Linked DNA regions of Homo sapiens: region 1 is linked to region 2. The links are chromatin contacts, found by Hi-C or POLR2A ChIA-PET in ENCODE. All regions are on one chromosome and are shown on one strand. Each heading gives the region's core, a stretch centred on a gene start or an enhancer-like site at or near the end of the contact. The rest is flanking DNA. Distances are from core to core; before and after follow the strand shown.

Evidence for each region. A loop is a pair of places that touch in the nucleus more often than their neighbours do. ChIA-PET counts read pairs that join two places held with the same protein, here RNA polymerase II (POLR2A). Pooled maps may share reads with other maps.
Region 1: a loop to region 2 is called in a map of tibial artery, with 20 times the contacts of the local background. The contact joins the promoter of INTS14 here to the promoter of PPIB in region 2. A Hi-C loop is called at or near these places in 1 of 168 maps with a recorded cell type or tissue (tibial artery) and 8 of 50 pooled maps. POLR2A ChIA-PET finds 5 or more read pairs at or near these places in 1 of 52 experiments (activated naive CD4-positive, alpha-beta T cell).

The regions. Positions count from the first base shown.
Region 1 is chr15:65,609,209-65,614,649 of GRCh38, forward strand. It overlaps INTS14 (integrator complex subunit 14), which reads right to left and starts at 1,923. Exons shown (of 12, transcript NM_001394796.1): 1 at 1,890-1,923. It also overlaps a transcript of SLC24A1 not described here. RefSeq lists an enhancer at 1,841-2,000.
Region 2 is chr15:64,158,781-64,164,569 of GRCh38, forward strand. It overlaps PPIB (peptidylprolyl isomerase B), which reads right to left and starts at 4,242. Exons shown (of 5, transcript NM_000942.5): 1 at 4,072-4,242; 2 at 3,261-3,374; 3 at 1,324-1,417. The coding sequence starts at 4,206. RefSeq lists enhancers at 2,801-3,365, 3,599-4,099, 3,907-4,156, 4,100-4,600, 4,707-4,756 and a silencer at 4,207-4,566.

The DNA of each region.
Region 1 (5,441 bases), core at 673-3,172, 1.4 Mb after region 2:
TCCCAAAGTGCTGGGATTACAGGCGTGAGCCACCGCGCCCAGCCAAAATTCCATTTGTAAGTAGGCTGTTTCGAACTCAGAATACACTGGTTCATGGAAACAATGTTTACAACTCAGGTTGTAAGCATAGGCGTAAAAGAAGAAACTGAAAGTTCCTGAAGGATGGTTCACTCAAGCAGTATAGGCCCGACTGAAAAAAAAAAAGTGAGGTCCTGCACAATATTGGTTCAACTACACTATATTAGACCATAACATACGCTCACTAAGGGCAGGGACCATGCCACATTTTGCCCATGATGTCTCCTCAAAACTTATCACAGTAACTGGCACATAGTAGGTGCCCAACAATTTGATAACAACTGATGAACTACCCCTAAATCACCAGATATACCATATATTATTTAGCAAAATACATTATAAATGTTAACTCTGGACACCAGAAACACATTTCCTCTTCTCCTCATTCAAGCAGACATATGGGGGACTCCCTCACGTCTGCCCAGCTCCTGTGGTAGTCCCATTCATGCAGGGAGGCCTTTTTACAAGTTGAGGATCATGAGGAGTACTGCCCTCACCTCTTAGGAGAATGGGAGGAAACAGTTTACACAGACTTAGATCAAATACAAAAAAGCACTTTCAGCCCGTGAAATCTGCTGTTGACAGTGATGACAGCTGGCAGTCTTGCCTTCTCTGAAGACACCTCTGGAGCTGGCTCTTTCTCCCAAGTGATGCATTTGTGTCGACTCCCAAATGCACCTCATTAACAGTTACAAAGTCGTGGGAGATCAATTTAGTACTCAGGTTGGAGTAAAGGAGGGAACTGAAAGTTCCTGAAGGATAGTTCACTCAAGCAGTATAGGCCTGATTAAAAAAAAAAAAGGCCAGGCACGCCTTTAATCCCAGCACTTTGGGAGGCTGAGGCGGGCAGATCACCCGAGGTCAGGAGTTCGAGACCAGTCTGACCAACATGGTGAAACCCCATCTCTACTAAAAATACAAAAATTAGCCAGATGTGGTGGCGTGCGCCTGTGGTTCTAGTACTTGGGAGGCTGAAATAGGAGAATTGCTTGAACCCAGGAGGCAGAGGTTGCAGTGAGCCGAGATCGCGCCACTGCTCTTCAGCCTGGGCGACAGAGCGAGACTCCGTCTTGGGTGGGGGGGAATCCCTGCCCACCACAGTCTACCAATTTTGTGAGCACAACACTATGTATTCCTCACTTGGGTGGATTCTGAGCCCCCAAGTCTCCCACCCCCACCCCCTTCCCACGTGTACTGTTCAAACAACTAGGGCTCTTCTTTCTCAGGAACAGTCTGAGAAATAGGCCCTAGCCACCTATTTGGCCTTGAATACCAAGTGTCCATCAGCTAGACGTTTGTAATTCTTCCCTGAAGGTGATAATTAGCTCATTCATAAAGAACTGATTCTCAGCAGTCTCGCTCTCAAAGCAGGATTCTACCTGAATTTCTAGTGCCTCACCTGCTCTTTGGCTTTCCCGTCAGCCTCCGGGAGTCCCTCCCCAGTTCTCAGATATAATTTCATCTCTAAAAGTCCAGACTGAAAATCACATCTGGGAGATGTATTTTTACCTTAAAAATCAGTCAAGAAAATGTGGGATCTGGAAGTCTCTCTTGGAAAGAGGGGGCAGAGGGGAGCTGAGCAGAGGGCGAAATCGTGCAGTTTACGCGGAGCTGGGGACCCCGAGCCTCAGAGCGAGGGGAGGCCGGGAGCAGCGCCCCGGAACTGGCGCCTCACAGACAGCGCGGGGCGGCCGCCACGGTGGCGGGAAGGCCAAGCGCTGGCCCTGGGTTGTTCTTCACCCATAACCCCTTCACCTGTAACCCCAACAAGCAGCGAAAGGCAGTCCCGGGCCCTCGGCCTCCCCACTCACCCCGTGCCCATCGCCGGACACAGTCCGTCGGCATAAACTTTCCGTCGGCATAAACTTTCCGTCCGCGCGCCACAGCCGGAACTATAAGGCCGCGCGACAGAAGGGAATCCGGCGCCTGCACTCCGCGCTGGGCGGGGCGGTCCTTGGAGAGCTTCAGGGTCGCCCGGGCAGGGTTCTGGCTCATCCCGGAGGGACGCTAGGGGGCGCGGCCTCTCTTCGCGATGGCCAATCCGCGGCCACCCCTCTCCTCCCACAAATCCCCAACTTCTCTCGAGCCTTGGCTGGGTTTCCTGCCGTGTCTCTCTGCATTGCCCTGAATCTCTCCCCATTCTCGGGCTCTTTCCTTCCCCTTCTGCCCCACTGACCCATGGGCCTCACCTGGCCCGGTGACTCTGTGTCCGCTTCACACTTTTGTCCCCTCACTCCCCTGGGCCCCGTCGGTGCACGAGCCCAACCCTTCCTGCTATTTTCCTCGTCACTCTTTAGCCCCCTCTCTCGTATCCTCTGAACCGGTTGACAGAATCCTCTTCCTGTTCTTTTTAAACTGCAATTCCTGAACTACAAATCCTGGCCGGGCGTGGTGGTTCAGGCCTGTAATCCCAGCACTTTGGGAGGCCAAGGTGGGCGGATCGCTTCAGGTCAGGAGTTTGAGACCAGCCTGGGAAACATGGTGAAACCCCGCTCTCTACTAAAATACAAAAATTAGCCGGGCATGGTAACGAGTGCCTGTAATCCCAGCTACTTGGGAGGCTAACGCACGAGAATCTTGGGGGGAAAAACCCCAAAACTGTAATTCCTGGCTGAGGTATGCTTTGTATATCCTTCTTAGCTGACCTGAGCCCAATTTACCTCAAGACTTGGCCTCTTGGTCTCCTCAGCCCAAATGCTCACTTTATTTCCCCTATCCCCTCTTTGAGGGAAGCAGAGGGCCCTCGTTCCTCTCACCCTGGACAAGGCATGCGTGCTCAGATTTCCCTGTAAGGCAACATGGGCTCTTGCCTGCCACTCTGGCCACCTGGTGTCTCCATTGTAGTCTGTGCCTCAGTGAGGTCCTTAAGAGGGCAAGAGGTGACTTTCTTTCTAACCATGTAGGGAGCCAGGGAATCCCAGCTAGAGATAGGCTTAGATGGATGCCAGCAGGCCCCTGGGTAGTTACGGTTCAAAGAACAATGTGGAACCACATAGGTTACAAAGTGAGTACAGAAAGGCCTCTAGAAGGCCTCAGGCATTTGCCTTTTTCTTTTAGCTGATAGGATGGGGCGAGATTAGGAGATGGGACGAGGAAGGAGGATGCTTTGAACTGAACAGACAAATCTGTCTGACTTCTCACAGCTTGTTATGTGGGAGATTGTGGGGCCAGTTGCTTGTAGTTTTTTCCTGTCCCTGGGAATATCCCTGCCAGCACTGGGGCCAGGGCCCTGCAGACTGCCCTATTTGCTTCAAAACTTCTTTCCCCAACCTGGCTGATCTCACCATGTCAAGACCTAGTTATGCTTGAGCAGGCATTGGGCTCCAGGTAAGTAAGGCTGCAGCCTGATAACTTAGTCATGATTTCTAATCTTGCCCTATTGGGAGGGATGTGGCCAAGAATGTGTGGGTAAGCAAGTGTCTAGTTACCCCTAATGTGACAACGACTTAGCCATAGGGTTACTGTCCTCGTGGTAATTCTGGCTCAGTTGCAGGGTCTGATTCATTACCTTACCCAACCCTAAAGCTTAAGTTAGTTCACTGATGGATGATCAAATCTTGTGACCTAGTTCTTCTGAATAACAGGCTTTGGGAGACTTGGAAAGCAAAAAATCAATATATTAAATTGATGATAAAAGGCACAGCTACCAGGAGGACTGTGTTACTTAGGGCAACTAGTTTGTTTGTTTGTTTTTCCTCCTTAGTGGAATCCCATTACAAATCAGAAGGTTGTTCAGTGACTATAACATCAGAGAACATCAGCACAAAGGTTAGAAGGTTTTAAAGGGGGTGTCTTTCAAGCCATCACTGGCTGATGAATTTCTTTTCCCCACTCAAACGACCCTCAGCATTTGCGTGTTTCCACACACACATTAAAGGAAATCAATAAATAGTTTCCTTTGCATAATCTCTCATTCCCTTTATTTTTTCCTGCCTTGAAACAGTGGACTGCTGTCCCAAAGGCTTTGAAAGGCAGTGTTTGATCCCCAGTCTGACAGAGGAAAGGTTTATGACAGAAAAACCATGGCTCTCACAGGGGCTAGGTACTGGGGAGCTCAAAGGGAAGTCTAGATATCTCAATCTCCCAGAGCACGTGTTGAAAATGCAGATTCCCAGACCTTGCCAAGTGAAATGGAAATGAAATTTCATGACTTCGTGCTTGAGAATCTTTGCTGTTAAGTTCCCAGGGTGATTTTGTGTGTGTGTGTGTGTGTGTGTGGTGACAGGGTCTTTGTCACCCAGGCTGGAGTGCAGTGGCATGGTCATGGCTTCTTGCAGCCTTGACTTCCTGAATTTAAGCAATCCCCCCCAACCTCAACCTCCCACGTAGCTGGGACTACAGGCATGTGCCACCATGCCTGGCTAATTTTTAAATTTTTTGTAGAGATGGGGGTCTCACTATGTTGCCCAGAGTGGTCTTGAACTCCTGATTTCAAGCGATCCTCCCTCCTTGGCCTCCCAAAGTGCCAGGATTACAGGCATGAGCCACTACATTTGGCCCCAAGATGATTTTTCATCTACAGAGATAAGGGATAGGGAATGAGTAAGTGAAGAAAAGGCTGAGGGGTGGGGGAAGAGCAGTGGGCCTACTTCTCTTTTGCATTCTTCCCGCTCTTCTCATACTCCCATGATGTCCTTTGCCCTGCATTTCCCTTTCTGCCCCTGTAGTCTGGAGACTGTTCACTCCCAAATCATACTTCCAAGCTCCAGCCCCTTCCTCTCATCATTACCTCCTCCCTATTTCACTATTTTCACCAAAGCAGAAGTCAATCATAAATATGACCCTTCTGTCTTCTGAAAAAAAATTTTATTATGGAAATTTTCAAACATAGACAAAGATAGGGAGATTAGGATAATAAATCCCTGTGTGCCCTTCACCCAGTTTCTGCTGTCAATGCAATCCTCATCTCGTTTCATGTACACCCCTACCGACTTCTCCCCACATATTATTTTGATGGAGATCCCTGATAGCATAACATTTTATCCAGGAATATTTCCTTATGTATCTTTAAAAGAGAACTTAAAAATATATAATTACAATACCATTATCAAATTTAACATAATTAACAATAAATCCCTAATATCATCAAATATCGAATCAGCTTTCAAATATTCAGTTGTGTCATAAATATCATAAATTTTACTTTTTTACACTTTGGTTATTTGAATCAGGATCCAAGTAAGATCCAGATATTGAAATCCGTTGCTATATCTCAGAAGTCTCTTTTAATCCACAGGTTTCCCCCTCTTTTCCTTCGAAATGTATTTGGAAAACTGTGCTCCCCCTCCTTTTAAAATTGCTCTCAATCCTCTTTCAGTTTTTTCCAGAGCATTTGAGAAAACCGCAAAGCTGCTCTCTATTTT
Region 2 (5,789 bases), core at 2,992-5,491:
CATTGAGGACCCCACTGAAATCTTTCCTCACATCCGCAAGGTCATTCCCCCGTTCCCTGGCCTGAGGGGATCCCTCTGCTTGTCAGCACTTCAACAATGGCTGACTTACTAAGCACTCACTGCATGCCAGGCACTTCACACTCCAGATCTAGCCCAATCCTCATGGCCCCACAACTCTCTCCACCCTCACTGTACAGAACAGGAAACTGAAGCTCCAAGGACTCACTTGCCTGAGGTCACAAAACAAGAAGGTGGCAGACACTGGATCGAGCCCAACTGCGTCTGACTCCACAAATACAGTTCTTTGGTCTCCTTTGTGAGCCTGAGTCCTAAACGCTGCATCATGGCTCACTTGTACATTTTCAGTTGTTGGAAGTAAAAGGGAGCCACTGCCCCATGGGTCTTCACATCCTCAACCCCCACCACAGAGCCCCATAGACACTCATCGAGGAGTGAGCTGTGTTCTAAGGGAGCAGCAGGCTGTACCTGAGCTCAGTGAGACTCATGCAGGCGTCCGGGGGTCTTTCTGTCCTATGTGTGCAAGTTAATGCCAAGGTGAGGGTCGGCCCTCACAGAGTGGTCTCTGGTGAAAGACTGTCAAGGAAAGTAACTGCTCCCACTCTTTTTTTTATTTTTTTGAGATGGAGTCTCGCTCTGTCGCCCAGGCTGGAGTGCAGTGGCGTGATTTCGGCTCACTGCAACCTCCGCCTCCCAGGTTCAAGCAATTCTCCTGCCTCAGCCTCCCAAGTAACTGGGATTATAGGCGCGTGCCACCACGCCCGGCTAATCTTTTGTATTTTTAGTAGAGATGGGGTTTCAACATGTTGGCCAGGCTGGTCTTGAACTCCTGGCCTCAAGTGATCCAGCCACCTTGGCCTTCCAAAGTGCTGGGATCACAGAGTCACCACGCCTGGCCCTCTCACTCTTGCTGGGGCTTCCAGGGTAGCCTGGACAGGCTTTGGGCATCTGACCTAGAATCGCGTACCCACATGTCTTCACTTTGCTTCCACACGCCTCTCTCCCCAATCCCCATTCTGAAGAGGTATCAGGAAAGGTCACCAGGCTATAGGCCTGGATCAGCAGGACGGTCACCTGGGAGAGATTCTCTTAGATCTACCATCAGGTCCACCCCATTATTCTCTCTCCTTTGTACTGGGTTCCCTCTTCAAAGAAGGGTGCCGCTGGTCTCAAAGTAGGTAAGTAATAAGTAGGCCTGCCTCTAGAGCTGGGGAAGAAAGAGGCCTGGTCTCCCCAGCAGAACCTGGCCCTCCCACTGTGGAGGCTACACTGACATACTCCTTGGCCCAGAGGACCTGTGGTTACCTCCTGTGCCATCTCCCCTGGTGAAGTCTCCGCCCTGGATCATGAAGTCCTTGATTACACGATGGAATTTGCTGTTTTTGTAGCCAAATCCTTTCTAGAAAAAGGGAAGAGAAGGTAAGGAGGTGGTATGGGGCAGCAGGAAGACATTACATTAAATAGGCCTCACAGGAACAAGTCCACAACTCCTGCTCGCAGAAGAGACACCACTGCTGACCACTTTCACTGTTCAGTGTGCTACTAAGTGAGCGGGCAGGCGCCACAGGACAGGCATGGTACACACAGATGTGGAAATCCCTCTGCCTCCATACAATTCCCAAGCTTTATACAATTCTACATCACATAATGCTTTTCCCCTCATTTCTTCCAATCATAAGAACAGATACAAGAAAACTGAGAAGAAAGGTCACCTGCTGGCTCAATGGAAAGTTAATATAAACTGAAATAGGGCACTGTTGTTTCCTTAAAACCCACTGCCCTCACCCTAGGTGAAGTCTCCCCAGGAAGCTCTGGACCCCTTACTCTTTTTTATCTCATTTTTTAAATTTTATTATTATTTTTTTGAGACAGAGTTTCTCTCTTGTCACCCAGGCTGGAGTGCAATGGCACAATCTCCGCTCACTGCAGCCTCCACCTCCCAGGTTCAAGCGATTCTCCAGCCTCAGCCTCCTGAGTAGCTGGGATTACAGGCATGTGCCACCACAATGCCCAGCTGATTTCTGTATTTTTAGTAGAGATGGGGTTTCACCATGGTGCCCAGGCTGCTCTCAAACTCCTAAACTCACATGATCTGCCCTCCTCCGCCTCCCAAAGTGCTGGGATTACAGGTGTGAGCCACCATGCCCAGCCTGTTTTTTTATTTTTTATTTTTATTTTTGAGATGGAGTTTCCCTCTTGTTGCCCAGGCTAGAGTGCAGTGGGGCAATCTCGGCTCACTGCAACCTCCACCTCCTGGGTTCAACAAATTCTCCTGCCTCAGCCTCCCAAGTAGCTGGAATTACAGGCGCCTACCACTACACCTGGCTAATTTTTTGTATTTTTAGTAGAGACAGGATTTCGCCATGTTGGCCAGGCTGGTCTCGAACTCCTGACCTCAGGTGATCTACCCGCCTCAGCCTCCCAAAGTGCTGGGACTACAGGCATGAGTTACTGCGCCCGGCCTTTTATTTTTAATTAATTTATTTTTTTTTTGAGACAGGGTCTCACTCTATTGCTCAGGCTGGAGTGCAGTGGCATGAACATGGCTCACTGCAACCTCCATTTCACTTCAGCCTCCTGAGTAGCTGTAGCTGGGACCACAGGTGCACCCCGTCACACCCAGCTAATTAAAAAAAATTTTTTTTGGCCGGGCATAGTGGCTCACACCTCTAATCCCAGCACTTTGGGAGGCCAAGGCAGGCGGATCACCAGAGGTCAGGAGTTCGAGTTCAGCCTGGCCAACATGGTGAAACCCTGTCACTACTAAAAATACAAAATTAGCCAAGCGTGGTGGCGCATGCCTGTAATCCCAGCTACTCAGGAGGCTGAGGCAGGAGAATCACTTAAACCCGGGAGGCGGAGGTTGCAGTGAGCTGAGGCCGCACCACTGCACTCCAGCCCAGGCGACAAGAGTGAAACTCCGTCTCAAAAAAAAAAAAAAATTTGCGGGGGTAGAGACAGGGTCTTGCTATGTTGCTCAGGTTGGCCTTGAACTCCTGGGCTCAAGCAATCCTCCTACTTTGGCCTCCAAAAGTGCTGGGATTTTAAGTGTGAGCCACTGTGCCTGGTCAGGGCCCCATTACTCTTAAGAAAGGGCAATACTGTGTTCCCAGGGCAACAGGCAGTCGGTGCTCAGTGAGGTCCACGCTACAGATCGGCTGAACTCTGCAGGTCAGTTTGCTGCCATCCCCAGTGCCAATTTCACTTCATGTGAGTTGACTACCCCTGCTCCAGCCACTTACCTCTCCTGTAGCTAAGGCCACAAAATTATCCACTGTTTTTGGAACAGTCTTTCCGAAGAGACCAAAGATCACCCGGCCTACATCTTCATCTCCAATTCGTAGGTCAAAATACACCTGAGGAAAGAGACCATTTCCAACTTAGCTTCTTTAAAGGGGCGTTGCTAGGGGAGGGAAGGTACAAGAAGCTAACCTGAGGATGGGAGAGAGAATAGAGCCATATTTTTAGAGAAGTGGTTCTGAATCTGATTTTGGTGACGGTAAAAATCCTATGAGAATCTAATGAAAGCTCCAGACCCTTTTCTTGGAAAACATGCTTATCTATACCCTCCTTGGACTACAGGATAACAATATTTGCTCTAAACAGCTAATGGACCCAGATTCTAAAAATTAACATTAGAAAACCCATAAGGAGCGGAGCCTAAGTTCACCACTTAAGTTTGAAGTATACATACTGTGCTTTGTAATTGGAAGTGGCTAAAATTTGGCTTAAGGAGAGAAAGGATTCGGAATCCGGCAGGCGTGATCTTTCACCATCTCCCCAGCACTGAGGGGTGTTTGCAAAAAGCCTGCTCTGAGACTGCCAGTGTCGGCCCCAGATGGGTATCCGGGGATCCAACTAACTCCCTGGGTCAGGGCAGGGGCTGGGGGTGTCGGGGTGGGTCCGGGTCGTTCCCTGGACTGAATGGGCAGGACGGCCCAGACGCCACGAGGCCACAGACAGAAGCCGAGGGAGGAGGGGCTGAGCCAAGGCCAAGCCAAGGCCGCCCGGGCCCGAGCTCCGGCACCGTAAATGCCGCGGACTCCACCGGACCTTGACGGTGACTTTGGGCCCCTTCTTCTTCTCATCGGCCGCAGAAGGTCCCGGCAGCAGCAGGAAGAAGACGGACCCCGCGATGAGGGCGGCGGCAAGGAGCACCTTCATGTTGCGTTCGGAGAGGCGCAGCATCCACAGGCGGAGGCGAAAGCAGCCCGGACAGCTGAGGCCGGAAGAGGGTGGGGCCGCGGTGGCTAGGGAGCCGGCGCCGCCACGCGCGGGTGGGGGGGACTGGGGTTGCTCGCGGGCTCCGGGCGGGCGGCGGGCGCCGTTTCCCCCCTCCGGCTCGGCGCCGGATAGTAGGTCCCCCTGCGGGGCGGGCACCGACGCGGGCTCGTGGGTGGTTGCCACGTTATTGCTCCCTCATTGGGCTCCCGGCCGCCCTCTCCCGCCCACAGGAAGGCCACCGGCGGAAGGCGGCCTCGCAGAGCACGGGCCCGGGCTCCGAGAAGACCACAAGCCCCGGCATGCTCCGCGGCCCGCCCCGCCCGGAGCGCTGTTCCACTGGCCTGCGGTAGCTGGCGCTTGAGGTTAGCAAATACGTGGGCCTGGACAAGGGGCACGGGAAGCTTGTCACTGTTTTGGGCCAGTCAAGTGTTTGTCACCGCCAAATTGGCTCTAAACGTTGTGGCTTCCAAACACTTCAGGGACATTTATCCTTACCGAGCGTGGCCTTGTACGGCTCCTCCACTTGTCTTGCAAAACTTGCTGCACAACCCACTTCCTTTTTTACTGAGGCCGTCAAGTTACTACCCATTTTTCTCTCCCTTCTGTAATCTTGCTGTGCTTACTGTTGTGTATATCAATGGACATCTTATTGTATACGCTGTTCTTAACTTCCTTTACCTTTTCCCCCAATAGACTACATTTTTTTTTTTTTCTGCGGAAGGGACTGTGTTGCATTTACTCTGTCCACAGCTCCCTCACAGCGCGGCAGTACTGAGTGCCCAACAAGTCCTGGTTGGGATAGCTTCACATCCGCACTGACATGAGAAATAATTTATGCCACGGCCTGAGGATACAATGCCTTTTTCCGGAGGTCAGGAATAGTTACTAGATGTCCCCACAGGGCTATTTTAGGTCTTCACACACTTAGTGTTGTCCCAATCTACAACATAGATACTTTGGTACTGGGAGTCTTACACACCAAAACAAACCAAAACACAAACTTCCAAAATTTGGACCTATGGCGTTAAAACGTCTTTAAAACTAATTTTCAACGATTAACTTCGTAGAAATTCCAGGTCGTCACAGCACAGATTATAGGCAGGGCTCCATTTACATAAATTATGCAATGTAGTCTTCATGAGGCGCTGACCTGAGACTGAAGTTATGCAAGGCCACTGGCATTAACTTTGTTGTTCATTACAGCGGCCTTACACAGGTTGTAGAGCTTCAAGACAGTTCTCTTATTTCCCATCCTTGCACCTCAATTCAGACAACCCCAATCAGGAGGAAGTTTTAAACATTGTTATACTGACAAAGATGATCTTCCAGATCCATCTCTCATCCCTTTTTTTTTTTTTTCTCCTATTTTGTTAAGCCTCTTTCTTCACTCACTGGTCTCAGGCTGCCATAGCCAGAGAAAAATGTTTACTAAATCATGTTTTCAAAGTAGCCTCCAGCTGGGCACAGTAGCTCATACCTGTAATCCCAGCACTTTGAGAGGCTGTGGCAGGCAGATGACTTGAGTCCAGGAGTTTGAGCCTGGGCAA